Regions from separate parts of the Homo sapiens genome. Here all the other regions are linked to region 1. The links are chromatin contacts, found by Hi-C or POLR2A ChIA-PET in ENCODE. All regions are on one chromosome and are shown on one strand. Each heading gives the region's core, a stretch centred on a gene start or an enhancer-like site at or near the end of the contact. The rest is flanking DNA. Distances are from core to core; before and after follow the strand shown. Region 1 holds the start of SMG7-AS1 (SMG7 antisense RNA 1). Region 2 holds the start of XPR1 (xenotropic and polytropic retrovirus receptor 1). Region 3 holds the start of STX6 (syntaxin 6). Region 4 holds the start of IER5 (immediate early response 5). Region 5 has its middle 16 kb from the start of IER5.

The links. Hi-C counts contacts between places; a loop is a spot of excess contacts on that map. ChIA-PET counts read pairs that join two places held with the same protein, here RNA polymerase II (POLR2A). Pooled maps may share reads with other maps.
Region 2: a map of naive thymus-derived CD4-positive, alpha-beta T cell shows a loop between it and region 1 (6-fold over the local background). The contact joins the promoter of XPR1 here to the promoter of SMG7-AS1 in region 1. A Hi-C loop is called at or near these places in 1 of 168 maps with a recorded cell type or tissue (naive thymus-derived CD4-positive, alpha-beta T cell), 2 of 37 single-sample maps with no recorded cell type and 9 of 50 pooled maps.
Region 3: a loop to region 1 is called in a map of CD8-positive, alpha-beta T cell, with 12 times the contacts of the local background. The contact joins the promoter of STX6 here to the promoter of SMG7-AS1 in region 1. A Hi-C loop is called at or near these places in 3 of 168 maps with a recorded cell type or tissue (CD8-positive, alpha-beta T cell and HepG2) and 10 of 50 pooled maps.
Region 4: a loop to region 1 is called in a map of naive thymus-derived CD4-positive, alpha-beta T cell, with 21 times the contacts of the local background. The contact joins the promoter of IER5 here to the promoter of SMG7-AS1 in region 1. A Hi-C loop is called at or near these places in 1 of 168 maps with a recorded cell type or tissue (naive thymus-derived CD4-positive, alpha-beta T cell) and 10 of 50 pooled maps. POLR2A ChIA-PET finds 5 or more read pairs at or near these places in 1 of 52 experiments (activated B cell).
Region 5: a map of CD4-positive, alpha-beta T cell shows a loop between it and region 1 (6-fold over the local background). The contact joins the enhancer-like site here to the promoter of SMG7-AS1 in region 1. A Hi-C loop is called at or near these places in 2 of 168 maps with a recorded cell type or tissue (CD4-positive, alpha-beta T cell and CD4-positive, alpha-beta memory T cell), 1 of 37 single-sample maps with no recorded cell type and 8 of 50 pooled maps. POLR2A ChIA-PET finds 5 or more read pairs at or near these places in 1 of 52 experiments (activated B cell).

The regions. Positions count from the first base shown.
Region 1 is chr1:183,470,439-183,473,364 of GRCh38, forward strand. SMG7-AS1 (SMG7 antisense RNA 1) reads right to left here and starts at 1,544. Exons shown (of 5, transcript NR_040063.1): 1 at 282-1,544; 2 at 27-102. SMG7 (SMG7 nonsense mediated mRNA decay factor) reads left to right here and starts at 2,061. Exons shown (of 23, transcript NM_001375584.1): 1 at 2,061-2,211. The coding sequence starts at 2,183. RefSeq lists an enhancer at 1,112-1,743 and a silencer at 1,899-2,048.
Region 2 is chr1:180,630,497-180,633,422 of GRCh38, forward strand. XPR1 (xenotropic and polytropic retrovirus receptor 1) reads left to right here and starts at 1,526. Exons shown (of 15, transcript NM_004736.4): 1 at 1,526-1,774. The coding sequence starts at 1,706. RefSeq lists enhancers at 1,390-1,890, 1,891-2,391 and a silencer at 1,886-2,265.
Region 3 is chr1:181,021,401-181,024,326 of GRCh38, forward strand. It overlaps STX6 (syntaxin 6), which reads right to left and starts at 1,470. Exons shown (of 8, transcript NM_005819.6): 1 at 1,239-1,470. The coding sequence starts at 1,273. RefSeq lists an enhancer at 1,210-1,993 and silencers at 1,402-1,531, 1,652-1,751.
Region 4 is chr1:181,087,223-181,090,148 of GRCh38, forward strand. It overlaps IER5 (immediate early response 5), which reads left to right and starts at 1,478. Exons shown (of 1, transcript NM_016545.5): 1 at 1,478-2,926. The coding sequence starts at 1,681. The coding sequence ends at 2,664. LOC124904465 (a long non-coding RNA gene) reads right to left here and starts at 1,279. Exons shown (of 2, transcript XR_007066762.1): 1 at 1,053-1,279; 2 at 575-648. RefSeq lists silencers at 1,257-1,526, 1,837-1,996, 2,197-2,416 and an enhancer at 2,807-2,926.
Region 5 is chr1:181,103,380-181,106,305 of GRCh38, forward strand. No RefSeq gene overlaps it. Among named protein-coding and RNA genes, the nearest start is that of IER5, 16 kb to the left of the region's middle. RefSeq lists silencers at 1,561-1,620, 1,641-2,130, 2,391-2,440 and an enhancer at 1,974-2,868. Within about 2 kb of position 1,397, at least 29 of the 41 ENCODE cell types and tissues checked have a DNase peak (open chromatin) inside an H3K27ac peak, as active enhancers do; they include CD4-positive, alpha-beta T cell, where a contact is called at or near this core.

The DNA.
Region 1 (2,926 bases), core at 294-2,793:
TACTTTCGTTTCCGCTAAACTTATACCTGATGTTTCAACTGAACATTGGTATAGTCTTATTGGTGCAGGTCTCAGAGAAGGATCTTGAAAGTGCCTCTTCACCTGGCGTAGAAAAAGACAGCAGGAATCAGGTAGCCAAACCAGACCAAACCAAATCAAAATAGCCCATTAAAATCCTTATTTTAACTATCCTATGAGGGCTGCATTCTTGGAAGGTTTTATATAGTTACATATCCTAAAGTACTTTGGGATAGCTCCTTAAGTGACTCCACAATACGAACCGAAAATATAACTTGTAAAACGTCAATTTCTTCAAGTCATGGATGATGAATTTTCCAGCTATTTCTCATACACTTCATATTATTATTGACTTCGTTCTTTATTTCAGCTTTTTGGCCCGAAACCTGACACAAAACACACATAATAAATATCCAAAAAGATTTGTTCTAAGAATGAAACTTCTTTTCCTAGACTCCTTTCACCAGACAGATGTATCTAGGGTTCGTTCTTCTTGATCCTCTTTTATCCGATGTTTTCCTCTCTAACTCAACGACACAGAATGACGACTTTTAAAACACTGCAGACCCGTGAGAAGAGAAAGGTTGCAGAGCAGGGAGGAACTTGGAGGTCTGCCTTTAATAATCAAGCAGGATCCCCACTGCGGGGTGCCTATCAGAGTGATGGCGCTAGTCAGCCTTCCGGCTTGTCCCCGGCTTAAATGATAGAAAACCACGTGTTAGCCTTCTAGGATGTGTTCCCACCCTCACCCTGGCCTCCTCGCGGCAGGCTCGCGACAGCTAGGTCAGGAGGGAGTACGCGGGTGGGGTGGATTTGGGGGAGGGGTCGACTCGCCAGAAGTCGGCTATCCCCGTCGGCAGGGAAGGCATCGCGGCTGTCGTGTGCCGCTCTCCTCCCTCAGGGACCCCGTCCAGGCGGGATCCCGCCTCCCAGAGCCCAAGGCAGTTGTGGGGAAACCCCTTGCCCTTCCTCGCCGCTTGGCGCTGTCGCCTCGCCCTCCCGACTCCAGCCCGCCGCCCGCCAGCCTCCAGGCCATGCATCCTCTTCGCAGGCCCAGCCCTCTCCACGCCCGGCTCTGAGAGGAAACTACGGAGGTGGTTCCCGCTCGCAGGCGGGTGGAAAAGCCCATGGTGAATGCCTCGGGGTGTCCCCCCAGTTGCTGTGGGAAGTGGGAAGGGAGGAGGAAGTGGACTTCACCACCGGGGAGAACTATATCGATTCCTAACTTGGGGGAGGCCTTTAGATGGAAGGGAAGCCAACGGGGAACCCTGGGTGGTTTCCTGGGAATCCATTGGCCAAGGGGAGGGTGACCCTGTCCGCACACATCGGTTACTATGACAATATAACCACAGCCTCCAGTTGCCATGGCAGCTGCCTATCCAATCCGATTGTCTTCTCTTCCTCTCCGGGCCCCACCTTATCCCCTCCAAGAGTCTCCCAGCGTGCATGGGGAGGGGCTGCAGCGAAGAGGAGAGGGGGTCCTTCGAGTCACTCTCTACGCGCGAGGGAAGACAGGCGTTGAGGGACTGCTGGGAGGAACTGTAGGAGGAAGGGGCGGCGTTTCCGGTGGGGAAGAGTGGAGGCGTGCAAAAAGGAAGAGGGAAATCGGCAGGAGTGATAAGAAGGGGGAAGACTTTGAGTGTAACTCCCGTTCTTTTGGCCTGGGTGTTCCCGGTGGTGGGATTGGGATTGCCCCCTTGCGCGGGAGGAGAAGGGTGGATTGGCAGGAAGCCGCCAAGCGCCACCAGCCGGTCTCTCAGAAGCCGCACAGGCGCCACACAGCTCGTTGATCCCAAAAGGGAGCGCTACAGAGAGGCGGAAATCACTGAGGGACAGGCGCTGCTGAAATCTCGCGAGAGGGACCCCCTCCCTCGCCCGGTCGCCGACTTCCTCTGCTTCTCCTCTTTCCCCCGCCCCTCCTCCCTCCCCCTCCCCCCCGGGTCGGAGTGTCCCTGCGCCCCACGGGCCAGAGCAGCAGCGAGAGCAGCTTTCCCCACTCCCTCCCCCTCGCCTCATTCACCCCCACCCCCCTGCCGAGCGAGGAGGAGCCGGAGGAGAGGAAGATGGCGGCGGCCGCCAGCACCCGCGGTGCCGCGGGGCCGCTCCGAGGAGCCTGAGAGACCCACGGAGGCTTCGCGGGAAGACGCGGCGGCGGCGGCGGAGGATGAGCCTGCAGAGCGCGCAGTACCTCCGGTGAGTGCCGAGGCCGGGCTGGTACGTAGGGGGAGCGGGCCGCAGGTTGGGGCATGGAGCAACAGACACCGAGGTAAGTCCGGGGTGGCGGGGGAGTTGCTGCGTCCTCTCCTCGCCGGGCAGGTCGGCGGAGACTGCAAGGGGATCTGCGGGAGGGGGCGGAACGGGTATGGGTGCCTAGCCCCTACCGCCCGGGCTGAGCTCTGGCGAAGCCGGCTCGTCCCGGTGCGAGGAGGGAGGTTGGGGAAGCGTGAGAATGTGCGCGCGCGCCCTTGGTCTCGGGTTTGCTAGCGAGGGGTGGAGAGAAACGTCCGGGGAGGCGGCGGCGACCCCGAGTGGAGGTGGGTGTGGAGGAGTCTGATCCCCGTGGCAGGGGACTCGTGGTGTGGCGTGGGATTGGTTGGAGCGATGCATGAGTAGAGGACGGGGAGGAAGTCTGCACACCTGGGGTGTTGGGGCGGGGGAACCGCGGAGGGCAGACAGGGGGAGAGGGAGACCGCAGGAAACTGGAGCTTGTTCTTCATTCTCGGGTTGGGAGTATTGAGGAATAATGTCATCTGTAGTTAGTTGGCGGTGTGGGGAGGCGTGAAGGGGAATAGATGGGGAAGTGAGGAAAGAGGGAGGCACTGTGGACAAGGTTGGGTTTTTCAGAAGAAACTGGGTTAGAATCAGTGTAGTCGGAAGATACCATTCTGAGAGTCGTGTGTATTCATTA
Region 2 (2,926 bases), core at 276-2,775, 2.8 Mb before region 1:
CGGAGGTCTGAGGTGAGAGGAGTCCTCACTCTTCTTTCTTTATTTTTTTGACCTTGATTACCCTTTCACCAGAGGTTAAGGCTTTTATACAGAAAAAGCCAGAAAGACTCATAGTCTATGCCTATTTTCCATCTTGTGTCATCCCTCTCCTGGGGAAATGATTGCAGAATCCCTATTGGCATGAATTAAGGGGAAGAGAAAGGGGAAAAAAGTACATGGAGAAAAAAAGACAACAGCAGAGAATGATATCTCAGAGCACTGCTCCAGGCATAGCAGTTCCCTAGTAAATCTTGAAATCTCATCAAAATTGTGAGGGTTAGGCTGAGCAAGGTGGCTCATGCCTGTAATTCCAGCACTTTAGGAGGCCTAGGTGGGAGGACTGTTTTAGCTCAGGAGCTCAAGACCAGCCTGGGCAACATAGCAAGACCCACATCTCTCCCAAAAATAAACAAAAAAATTAGTTTGGCATAATGGCATGTGCCTGTAGTCCCAGCTACTCAGGGGGCTGAGGTGGGAGGATGGCTCACAAACCTATGTGAGGTAAGGCTGCAGTGAACCATGATGGTGTGACTGCACTCCAGCCTGGGCAACAAAGCGAGACCAAAAAAAAAAATGTTAGAATCAAGGGACAAAGTACATGTAAGAGGTTTAGAATAGCACTTGGTACAGGAACAGTGAGTGCTCAATAAATTATTATTAGGTCTCCTCCACCCAGGGTAGGACCTGGGTTTCTGTCCTGAATTGGGACTTCCAAGACAATCACTCCCACACTCAATGTAGTACAGAGCTCTGTGAGTGATCTCTGCCCATGTTCCCCAGGGACACTTCAGCCTGGGTGCTGGGCCTGTTTCCGGTTTTACTGGGGTGGGCTTAGAGCTGTACTTCTACGGGGTTCTCTTTCCTCTCAACGTTGGTTTCCCTCCCAACCCTCACCCCCAACCCCAGGAAGCTCAGTTTACAAGTGCGGTCGGTACCCTCATTTGGTGTTTTTATTGGCTTTTCTGATAGCCCCTGGACTAGACAATTACATTGAAATTCAGAAGCAGCATGCACTTTTTGGCATTGATGTCTTTAATTAAATTCAATAAGCACTTATTGAGCACCTAGAGTGTGTAAAATACTGTTCCTTTAAATACATTTAGTCCTGAACTGTTTTAGCTTCTTAGTTTGGATTAGTGCTGATCCATTTCTTAAAGGTTTTATGAAGCATAAATATCAAAATGGAAAAATATTTGCACAGTTCTTTGTAAATATAAACGTCTTGTGTGGATTATTGTTGCTACAGTATTAATATTAACTGCAGTAACAACACTGCTGCTTCCCAGACAGGCGGTAGAAAGCAGCTGTAGGCCAACAGGAGCCAGACTGAAGAGATCCAGGGAGGTGCCTCCAGCACGTACGGCCCACAAGGGGCGGAGTCTTAAGAAGCGTACCCAAGCCCCACCCCTTACAGCACCCCCTTCGTCAGGGCGGTGTAGGCGGTTACCATGGCGATGACGTCCAGAGGGCGGGGAGGGGCGGGGCTATGGAGAGGAGGAGGAAGATGGCGGGCGGGCTGCTCTGAAGAGACCTCGGCGGCGGCGGAGGAGGAGAGAAGCGCAGCGCCGCGCCGCGCCGGGGCCCATGTGGGGAGGAGTCGGAGTCGCTGTTGCCGCCGCCGCCTGTAGCTGCTGGACCCGAGTGGGAGTGAGGGGGAAACGGCAGGATGAAGTTCGCCGAGCACCTCTCCGCGCACATCACTCCCGAGTGGAGGAAGCAATACATCCAGTATGAGGTACCGGCACGGCTGGGGTGTGGGAGGACTCGGAGGGGCCACCATCTCGCCAGTCCTGACGTCCACCGCCGCCTTCCGCTTCAGCTGGCTCCCTGTGCCCGGGCAGACTTTGACCCGCTGCCGCGGGGAGCCACTGCGGCATCCCCGCCGCGGCCGGCCGCCTCCCGGCTCCGCTGTCCTTCCCCTCCCCCGCAGCCCCGCTGCCGCCGGGGTAACGGATATGCAGGCGGAGGGCCGGGAGGAAAGGCGCTGCCCGGGCCGGGGCCGGGGCCGGGGAACGGTGGGAGGGTGAGCTGCAGGTGGGGGAGTCACGGTGCGAGGGCAGCCCCGGGTCGCGGCTGTTCCGCGCTAATCCCCTTCTCCCCACTCGCCCTGACCTCTCGTCCCCACCCTGGGCGAGCGCCCCCTCGCCAAGGTTAGGTCTTGTTTCTCTCTCTACACCTCTCACCAAGGAATCCTTGTCTTCCAAGAGAAGCCCCTCCAGTGATTTCCTTCATTCCAAAGAGCCCTTCGGCTTTTTCCCACTTGCCCACTGTTGACAAAGGCTTTGTAACGGGGTTGAAACTTGACTTAAGTGTGTATCACATATGTAGTGGTTATAGTTTTTGTAAACACGTTGTAATCAACTATTCTGCTTTGATAATAAGACTCTTTTTACTGATTGCATGAAGTCTACAGAGTAATAACATCTTTGTTTTTGCCTCTTGTTTTGGAATGGAGGGAAGAGAAAGGAGAGAAGAGAATTATTAACATTTTTTTATTTTCTGCTAAGTTTTTGCTAGCTGGGGAGAAAATTAGTATATTGTAAACAATATACCTTACCTGTGTATTACAGAAATCATGCTCCCCATTCCCTCCCAATTTCTGTGCTAACACTGCTGGAAGGTATTTAATAGATAATAAGGAACCTTACATTAATAAAGGGAAAAATAAAGATAATGAACCCATTTATATGTTCAGAAGACAAGATACCTAAGAGGCTTTAAGCATTGCAATAGGTTATTCTCAGTAGCTGGCAATTCAGCTCCTGGATAGAGAAAGACAGACTTATCTGTAACCTCCAGGAATTCACATCTGTTTTGTGTGCAGGAACAAAGAATATAAAATCAATATGAACACACATAACTTAGCTAGATTTTATGAATTAAACTA
Region 3 (2,926 bases), core at 220-2,719, 2.4 Mb before region 1:
TTTCCAGGGAAATATTAAGAAGTAGTATAAATGTATTTTACTGCATAATCGATAAAGTATTTCACCTAAAATACCATTTAAATTTTCTACAACACTTGACTATACAACGGCCAGCTTGCACCACTACAGAAATAGGAAGCTAGCAGCAACTAGTAAAAAGCAAGGGACATTCTGTGGTGATCAGTACTGACCTGGGAACTTTGCAGTTTTCAGATTTTTCATGTTTGACATTTAAAACAGAAAACTGACAAGTTTCTAATAAGAAACTAAAAGTTACATCAGAATTGATCTTCTTGCATGTGTTTAATGGCTACGAAGTGGATATTACAAAGTGCAGTTGAAGACTCTATCTCCAAAGAAACAATCGAGCAATCAAAGATGAGCTAGGATAGCTTGTAAGGGAACAGAAGGCAGTCCTTTCTATTCTGAAAGGCAGAAGAAATAGGAGAAACCTGTCAAACAACCTGGATGAAATCAAGGAGTTAACAAGCAACACTCATTTCCTTTAGCACTGTGAGAAAATTCCGGTTGCTAATAGAAAGCTGAGGAAAGTTTGGTTTGGCTTGTTTCATTTTGTTTTCCTTCCAAATCATCACTGAGTATGAACGACTGCTTTCCTCTCCTCACATTACTCAGTAAAAACTCCCCCATTGAATTGTCTTCCGGTGCCCTGCTCCCCAGCCTCCCAGAACGGCCCCCGCCCCCGCCTCCCTCCCAGCAAACGTGCTCAGACGCCTCTGGGCTTGTTGTGGTCTCGCCAGTCTGCGGACAAGCGCTCCAAACTCAATGGACAATGGAGCTCACCCCCGTCAACGCGAACTACAAAGCTCAGGAGGGCCATTTCCCTTTTCCTGCCCAGATGCTGTTTTCGCTCCTTCGAAGCAAGATCCCATGCTCGACTAGACGGCCAGTGTGCGCCAGGACCCGCGTGTCTCCTTCCCCACCTGCAGAGCTGCTGAGCCCCTCGGCCCCCAAATAAATTGTACCGCAGCACACAGGCCAAAAAGGGCCCCCCACCACCAGGGGCTTGGCTGGGGACAGTGGCTTCACGGTCCAGGTAGGGATGGAGGGAACGTCTCTTGACGCTTGGTCATGGCCCTCAAGACTAAGCCGTCTCCACTGTTCCCCCTCCCCAGCTCCAACTTGCCTCCCCTCCCCCCACTGCGAGAAGACCTAGGAGGTGCGGGCAGGCAGCACCGCCACCTCTTCCTCCGGTGGAGCGCTCGGCCGACACTCACCCTTTCACCACAAAGAAGGGGTCCTCCATGGACATGGCGTCCCGGCCCCGGCCGCCTTCACCTCCTCCGCGCACAGGGCGCCCGTGCCTCCCGGTCTCCCTCCGCCCACCCCGCCTGTTCCCGCAGCTGCCCGCGCCTTAGTCTGGGTGAAGCCGAGCAGCGGGCACGCGCACAGGCCAGGTGCACAGGACGGCCGCTGGTCCAGCACTCGCTCAGCACCACTGGCCGAATCCCGGACTCGGGCGCCGGCCCCCTCGGCAGCCTCCAGTCCCGGCTCCTCCCGAAGCGTCGGAGGGCCTGACCCCACCCCCGGGACCCTCGGCCGCGGCCAATCACGAACGCCGCCTGAAACACGACTTCCGCACCCCGCTCACGTGACCAGGGCATATATCTCTCTCTCTCTCTCTCTCTCCTCTCTCTCCTCTCTCTCCTCTCTCTCCTCTCTCTCCTCTCTCTCCTCTCTCTCCTCTCTCTCTCTCTCTCTCTCTCTCTCTCTCTCTCTCTCTCCCCCCCCCCCCAGTGGGCGGGGCTTACGCCTGCGTCCCTCGGCCCTGGAGGCGGAGCCCTCGGGGCGGTGGAGGTGGGCGGGCTTCTACAGCCCTCTCCTCAAGCTTGAGGGTGAGGAGTGGCTTGTTCCCTCAGAACTAGGCAGTCGGCTTTTCAGGATAAGCTGTAGTTGTACCTGATTTGCAAAATCCTCTTACCTTTCCTCTACTTTTAATACTTAATTTTGACAGTATGTAATTTATAAATCTATCTGGTCCTCGACTTAAAATGAAGCATAGTATCTGATTATAATGTTACACAGATCCTTTAAGTAGGTCTTGCTTTGTGTTGGACAGTGTGCTAAAGGTTGTGTATGCATCATCTCAGTATCCTTTGGGGGAAAGTATTATTCCCCCCTCCCCCTTTTTGGGGGGCAGGGTCTCTCTCTGTCACCCTGGCTGGAGTGTAGTGGCACAATCACAGCTCACTGCACCCTTGACCTCCTGGGCTCAAGCGATCCTCCGGCCTCAGCCTCCCGAGTAGCTGGGACTACAGGTGAGCGCCACCACGCCCGGCTAATTTTTAAATTTTTTATAGAGATGGGGCTCTCAGTATATTTCCTAGGCTGGCCTTGAACACCTGAGCTCACATGATCCTCCTGCCTCTGCCTCCCAAAGTGGTGGGATTATGGGCGTGAGCCACCACACCATCCATTTTTCTCATTTTGTAGATAAGAAAATAAGTTCAGAGAGGCTTGAAGACTTCCTGTAGTCACACAGCCTGGACAGGGCAGAACTGCAGATTCTGTGCACTTTCCACCAGATGGGGTGTACTTTCTGTTGCTGTACATTCTGCAAATAACCATGTAAAGTAATTTTTCATACAGCATATGGTGCTTCCCAGGAGAGCACACCTTCGAGGAATAAAGAAGGGGCCAGGTATGACAACTTCCTCTCACTGTGGTTCAAGAGCTATTCGAGAAAACATTTTGCCCAGAACCATTAACCAACTCATATGCTAGATATGCTATGAAATTTGTGGATGGGGATTGTGGACTTTGATTGCTGAAAATCATTGAGCACTTACTGTGTGTGTGTGTCAGGCAGGATGTTAAGTGTTATCTCAGTTGCTCTTACAATGTGATAATTACTGCTATCATGCCCATTTTATAAATGAGAAATCTGAGACTCGGAGGTTAAGTG
Region 4 (2,926 bases), core at 228-2,727, 2.4 Mb before region 1:
TGGGCTGAAAATTCCTAGAGGGGAGGAACTCTGGGTCTCAGAGCCTGCTGTCTCAGTTACCATCAGTTGTGGGCACAGGTAATGCTATTGAGCCATCACATCCTCTGGAGATTGTGAATTGGTCATGATCAAGCCCACTCTTCACTGGTATTTTTCCTAAATAAATTCATTGCTTGACCAACCCCGGGGCAGGATCAGGCCCAGGGTTCCACATGGACTCCAAGAAAGCAGTGCTTAGTTTTCTCATTCAGATTGTGGCTGAGAAGTTGTCATTTATCGTCTGTACAATAACGCAGATGTGTATGTGACTTCCCCCTTTTCAGCAGTGGAGACACTGAAGCGGCCTGAGGTTATTTACCCAGAGTCCTCAGGCAGGTCTGTGGTGGAGCTTCGGTGGAACTAACTGGAAGTGACTCCATGTTTCCAGTCCAGGACCCTGGGCAACCCCGTGGTAATTGTGTCCTGATATACTTATAAGGACCAGTAGATGGACTAAGTTGTTGACTGACCAGAAAATTCTGGAACTCCCTAGCACTATATTTTTACCTTGACACGAAATGAAATTATGACATCATCATGGGAACACAGGACTTCTTTCTTTTTATTTTCAGAACTTGCTCGATTTTTCCAAGGGTGGACTGGTCAGTCCTTGTAATGGAAAAATGGAAATGGAAAAAAAAAAGGAAAAAAAAATCATTGTGGAGAACCTGTAACATCTTCCATTTAACTTATTTGATAACTGGGTTTGTTCTAGAATCTAGAGAACAAAGTGAAAGATGCCAGCTTTAGAGGACAACCAATAACTTTGTATCTAGACACGATTCCTTGAAAAGAAGCCAAAAACCTAGGCAAAAACTTTTAGAATCCCCCTTTTCTTTGGGGTTAGAACTGACAGCTGCTAAGAGTGTATGTGACTCTAGCGGGGAAAGCGGCTCATCCAAAAATAATGATTGCCAAATACTTTGCAGTAATACTATTTGTTATCCAGGGGTGTCCTCCGCCGCGTATGGCCACCATCTCTATTTTTGCCAGGGTTGAGGGGGGTCGCTTACAGGTGTGGCCGGCCTGGAAACGGTGGTGTGGCTGGTGAGGGCGGAGTCGATCAGGGAAGGATCAGGACTTTATGGCAGAACAGAGTCCACCACCGTGTTCGGAAGAAAGTTCGAATATTTTGTTCGCTTTGGTTCCGGCAAGCCATCGCACAAGCCAGAATCTGTAACTCCAAACAGTAGCGCTCTCGAGCACCGTCCCGAACATTCACTCCCCACGGGCCTGGTCTGCGGCCGCAAGCCGTCGCCCCCTTTAAGAGCCTGCTCCGCGGGACTAACGTTCGAACGGGCCCTGGCGCCCCTCCTCGGGCTCCGATTGGCCGTGCGCGGCGCACGAGGGCGCGCCGGCCAGCCCCGGAACGGTTGGCGGCCCTTCGTGATTGGCGGTCGAGAAGCCTATATAAGGCGCGGGGCAGCCAGGCTGCCCTGTTTAGCGACCGGACCCGAAACGGGGAAGTTGTCTTGTTTGGAGAGGTTAGTAGAGCAGCGCGCGCGTCACCAGAGTCGTTTCTCTTCGGAGTCTTAGGTGATCGAGGGTGTGCCCAGGGGGCGGACTTGTTTGCGCCTCCCGTTCCCTCCCAATTTCCAAACGTGTCACCCCGGCGCCGACGGCCCTGTGCAGGGGAAGCAGATGGAGTTCAAGCTGGAGGCTCATCGCATCGTCAGCATCTCTCTGGGCAAGATCTACAACTCGCGGGTCCAGCGCGGCGGCATCAAGCTGCATAAGAACCTCCTGGTCTCGCTGGTGCTGCGCAGCGCCCGCCAAGTCTACCTGAGCGACCCGTGCCCCGGCCTCTACCTGGCCGGTCCCGCTGGGACCCCGGCGCCGCCACCGCAGCAGCAGCCCGGGGAGCCGGCGGCCGGGCCACCCGCCGGCTGGGGAGAGCCGCCCCCGCCCGCCGCTCGTGCCTCTTGGCCGGAGACCGAGCCGCAGCCGGAGCGCTCCTCCGTCTCAGACGCGCCGCGGGTAGGGGACGAGGTGCCGGTGGCCACGGTGACTGGAGTCGGGGACGTTTTTCAGGGCGGAGAGGCGGACGCGACGGAAGCTGCCTGGAGCCGCGTGGAGGGGCCGCGCCAGGCGGCGGCCAGAGAAGCCGAGGGTACCGCCGGAGGCTGGGGCGTCTTCCCCGAGGTATCTCGTGCCGCGCGCCGCCCCTGCGGCTGCCCCCTAGGCGGGGAGGACCCGCCGGGTACACCGGCCGCGACCCCCCGCGCTGCCTGCTGCTGCGCGCCGCAACCAGCGGAGGACGAGCCCCCCGCGCCGCCCGCGGTGTGCCCCAGGAAGCGCTGCGCGGCGGGGGTGGGCGGCGGCCCAGCGGGCTGCCCGGCGCCCGGCTCGACCCCGCTCAAGAAGCCCCGCCGGAACTTAGAGCAGCCGCCGAGTGGAGGAGAGGACGACGACGCGGAGGAGATGGAGACCGGGAACGTGGCTAACCTCATCAGCATCTTCGGTTCCAGTTTCTCGGGACTCCTACGGAAAAGCCCCGGGGGCGGCAGAGAGGAAGAGGAGGGAGAGGAGAGCGGTCCGGAAGCCGCCGAGCCCGGGCAGATCTGCTGCGATAAGCCGGTGCTGAGAGACATGAACCCCTGGAGCACAGCCATCGTGGCCTTCTGAGCCCTTGGCCCCCCTGCGGGGAGGAGGTGGAGCAGCGGGCGTCCCCGAAGTGAGGGCCAGGCCCTTCCCGGCTGCGAGGACGCCCAGAGACCGCGGGCGCTGAGCGCGTTGGGCAGACTGGTTGCCTCTGGGCATCGCAAACTGCCCCCGGGCGCATCTGGCTTATCTGGAGACCTGGGAGCTTGAGGCTCATTGGAAGAGGACGATCGTTAACTTTTGTGTTTGTGTATGTCTGTGTATGTAAGTTTGTCTTGTGGCATTA
Region 5 (2,926 bases), core at 147-2,646, 2.4 Mb before region 1:
TTCACAATCTGTGTGACTTTCAGCAGGCCTTTTAATCTTTTTGTTTCTTAGCTTCTTCATTTTAAAATAAATCTTGCCAATTCCAACTTACACGGTTACAAATTAAAAATGAGACAACTGTGGAAGTGCTGAACAAAACGCCAGGTGGTGGAGGTGGTAGGAGGGGCGCTTAGCTCCAAGCGAAGACATATTTGTCTTAGTCTGCTCTGGCTGCCATAACAAAATATCACAGAGTGGTTTAAGCAAAAAAATGTATTTCTCATAGTTCCGGAGCCTGGAAATCTGAGATCAGGGTGCCAGCATGGTCAGGTTCTGTTGAGGGCTTTGTTTCTGGCTTGCAGATGGCCGCCTTCTTGCTGTACCCTCACATGGCAGAGGAGAGAGCGAGCTCCTAAAGACCCTATTTCCAGATATAGTCACATTAGGGGTTAGAGCTTCAACACATATGAATTTTGGGGAAGCATATCCATTCCACAGCAATGCTGAAGGAGATTCATCAGCACATAGCCCTTCAGTCCTGTTCCCACCTCCTACAGCTTGCAAATCTGAAGCACCCCACCAACTCCGTATTGCAACTACAGTAATCATGACTTGTATACCAATTTATAGATGTTTCAATAACTAAAGCATTTGTATAACATATCCTATGGCTTACGAAGAATATTTCATACAGTCTAATCTCATTTTCACAACTATCATCTCACAGATGAGAAAAGCAAGGCCCCAATGGCCAGCCCAATCTTATTTCCAGGTCCTTTAACTGTATACCTTCAAACTCTTTAGGCCACACCAAAGTACTCGGTTGTAACCACTTCAAAGAAAACAGGGCTCTAAGAGCTGGTGAAGTCTAAACTCTTCAGTTCCTCCACTGTGACCACAGCTGACCGTCTTTACTTGTTCTATTCGCTCCCATATGAATCCTTTCTTTGTGCTCTAGAATTTTATGGAGTGGAAAATATATATGGAACGAGACAACATTCTTAGAGGAAAGGACTTTACAAATGCGAAGTATTAATATTTTGTTTGATATGGGCACTATTTTCAAAGGACCCTGCATACTTTCTGTGTTTCTTTGGGATGCCCTGCCCACCCAGGACAACTGAAGGAGCCGCTCTGGTTTTAATTGCAGCAATTCACCAGACAGTTTAGAACTTTCTACGTGCCAGGGCCTCTGTCCCCTGCAAAAGCTCACATTCCAAACAAGTCAGGTGTAGGCTCCGCTCCTAGAGAGGGACGGTGTGAACAGAGCTAACTGGGTCGGCCTCTCTCCTTCCGACCTCCTACTCCCCTCCCAACACCTCCTCGCCCAGAACGTCTCAATTCTGACCCAGACACCCTGGGAGGCCGAGAGGCTCCTTTTGGATCTGCAATACACCCTCCTCACCACAACCAACAGACAAAACGCGCGAGTGCCGTGCAAGGTGGAAACCCTTCCCTCCGGGGGGCGATCGCCCCAGTAGGGTGAAGCAGGCCTCTTTGTTCACGGGATGCCTCGCTAGCAAGCCGGCGGCGGGGGCGTTCCCTGGACCGTGAGACCCCGGCTCCCGAGGACGCCTCCCGTGCCGCCGCTTCCCTCAAGCCCAGTGCCGCCAGCGGCCAGAGCTCCGGATTCCTGCCGCCCCCAGCCCACCGGCAAGAGCTGGCTTCATTTTCCCAGTCCCCCTTTCATCTGGCCGCACAGGCAGAGCACCGTCCGCTAAGGTCTCCTCCCATCCCAGCAGGAAGGGCGGGGAGACCCGCGGAGGATTTAAAGGGGCGCGGAGGTCAGGAGGGCTGGGGGCGGCTCCGCGGAGAAAATGGGGCGCGCTCGTCCTCTCCCGCAGCCTCGGCCGCCGCGAAGCTTCCTCCCAGCTCCCGCCTTTCCGGGCCCGGCGGGCCGAGGGGGAAGGGAGGCTTCCTGCGCCGGCGCCCGCGGCTGCCCCAGTGAGGTCCCGCCCGAGAGCAGGCCCAGGCGGGGGCTGGGCGCGCGGCGCGGCGCTGCGGGCTGGAGGGCGGGGGCGGGGCCCGCCGCTTTTAGAGTCACCTCCCGCGCGCCGCGGCCGCCGTTGCCAGGGTGACCGGGGGAGCTCCGTTGTGGGGAGGCGGCCGCGGCGGGTACCGGTGGGCGGAGCTCAGCGGGCGGGGCGGGGCGGGGCGGGGGCGGGGGGAGCTTCCTCGTCGTCATGGGAACGGCGCAGTTATTTCCAGCCCCCGGGCCGTGCCAGTGGCGCGGTGCCAGGATGCGAGAGTATTGCAGGACAGCGGCAATCTGCTGCGACCTGGGACATAACAATGCGCCCCTTCTGCAGCGCTGGGCCCGCCGGCGAGAGGTCTCGCTGGTCTGAGGGGCTGGGGCCGCCCCCGCGCGTCGTGTCTCCTCTCGGCGCTCTTCGGCTCGGAGCCTGGCGGCTCAGCGCGCTCCCGGCTGCACGTGCTGCCCCCGCCGCCGCCCACGCCAGACAAAGCGGGGCCCTCCCGGGCGTGTTTCCTAGGCGCCCCCTTCCCTCGATGAACCCTTTGATTTCTTCCTTCTTCTCTCTCACTTCGTTCCAGCCCCCTCAACTGCCTCCTGGAGCGCCTTTTTTGTGTGCTCGCCATCTCACGTTTGGCCCTCTCTCCAAAGCTCTGCCTTCACGAACGCCTCCATTTGACCTTCCCCCTCCGCCACTCTCTGGTCTCCTTTGGTAGCTTTATCATTACATTTGATGGAAGGGCGACTCTCCCCTCTCCTATTTTCAGCTCCACATTACCTTTTGTATTGTCCTCTCCCCTTCCTATTGGCATCTTCTTTCTGTCCTTGCCCTTTTCAAGACTCTTCCAGAAACTCTCTTGATGTCTCTGCCTCTTTTCACGGTTTCCTTTCCACTTTTTCTTTTCTCTCTGGGCTGTGGGACAGCAGAAGGGAGATTGCAAATGGCTACCTAGATTGAGTGCCCCTTTTACCTCA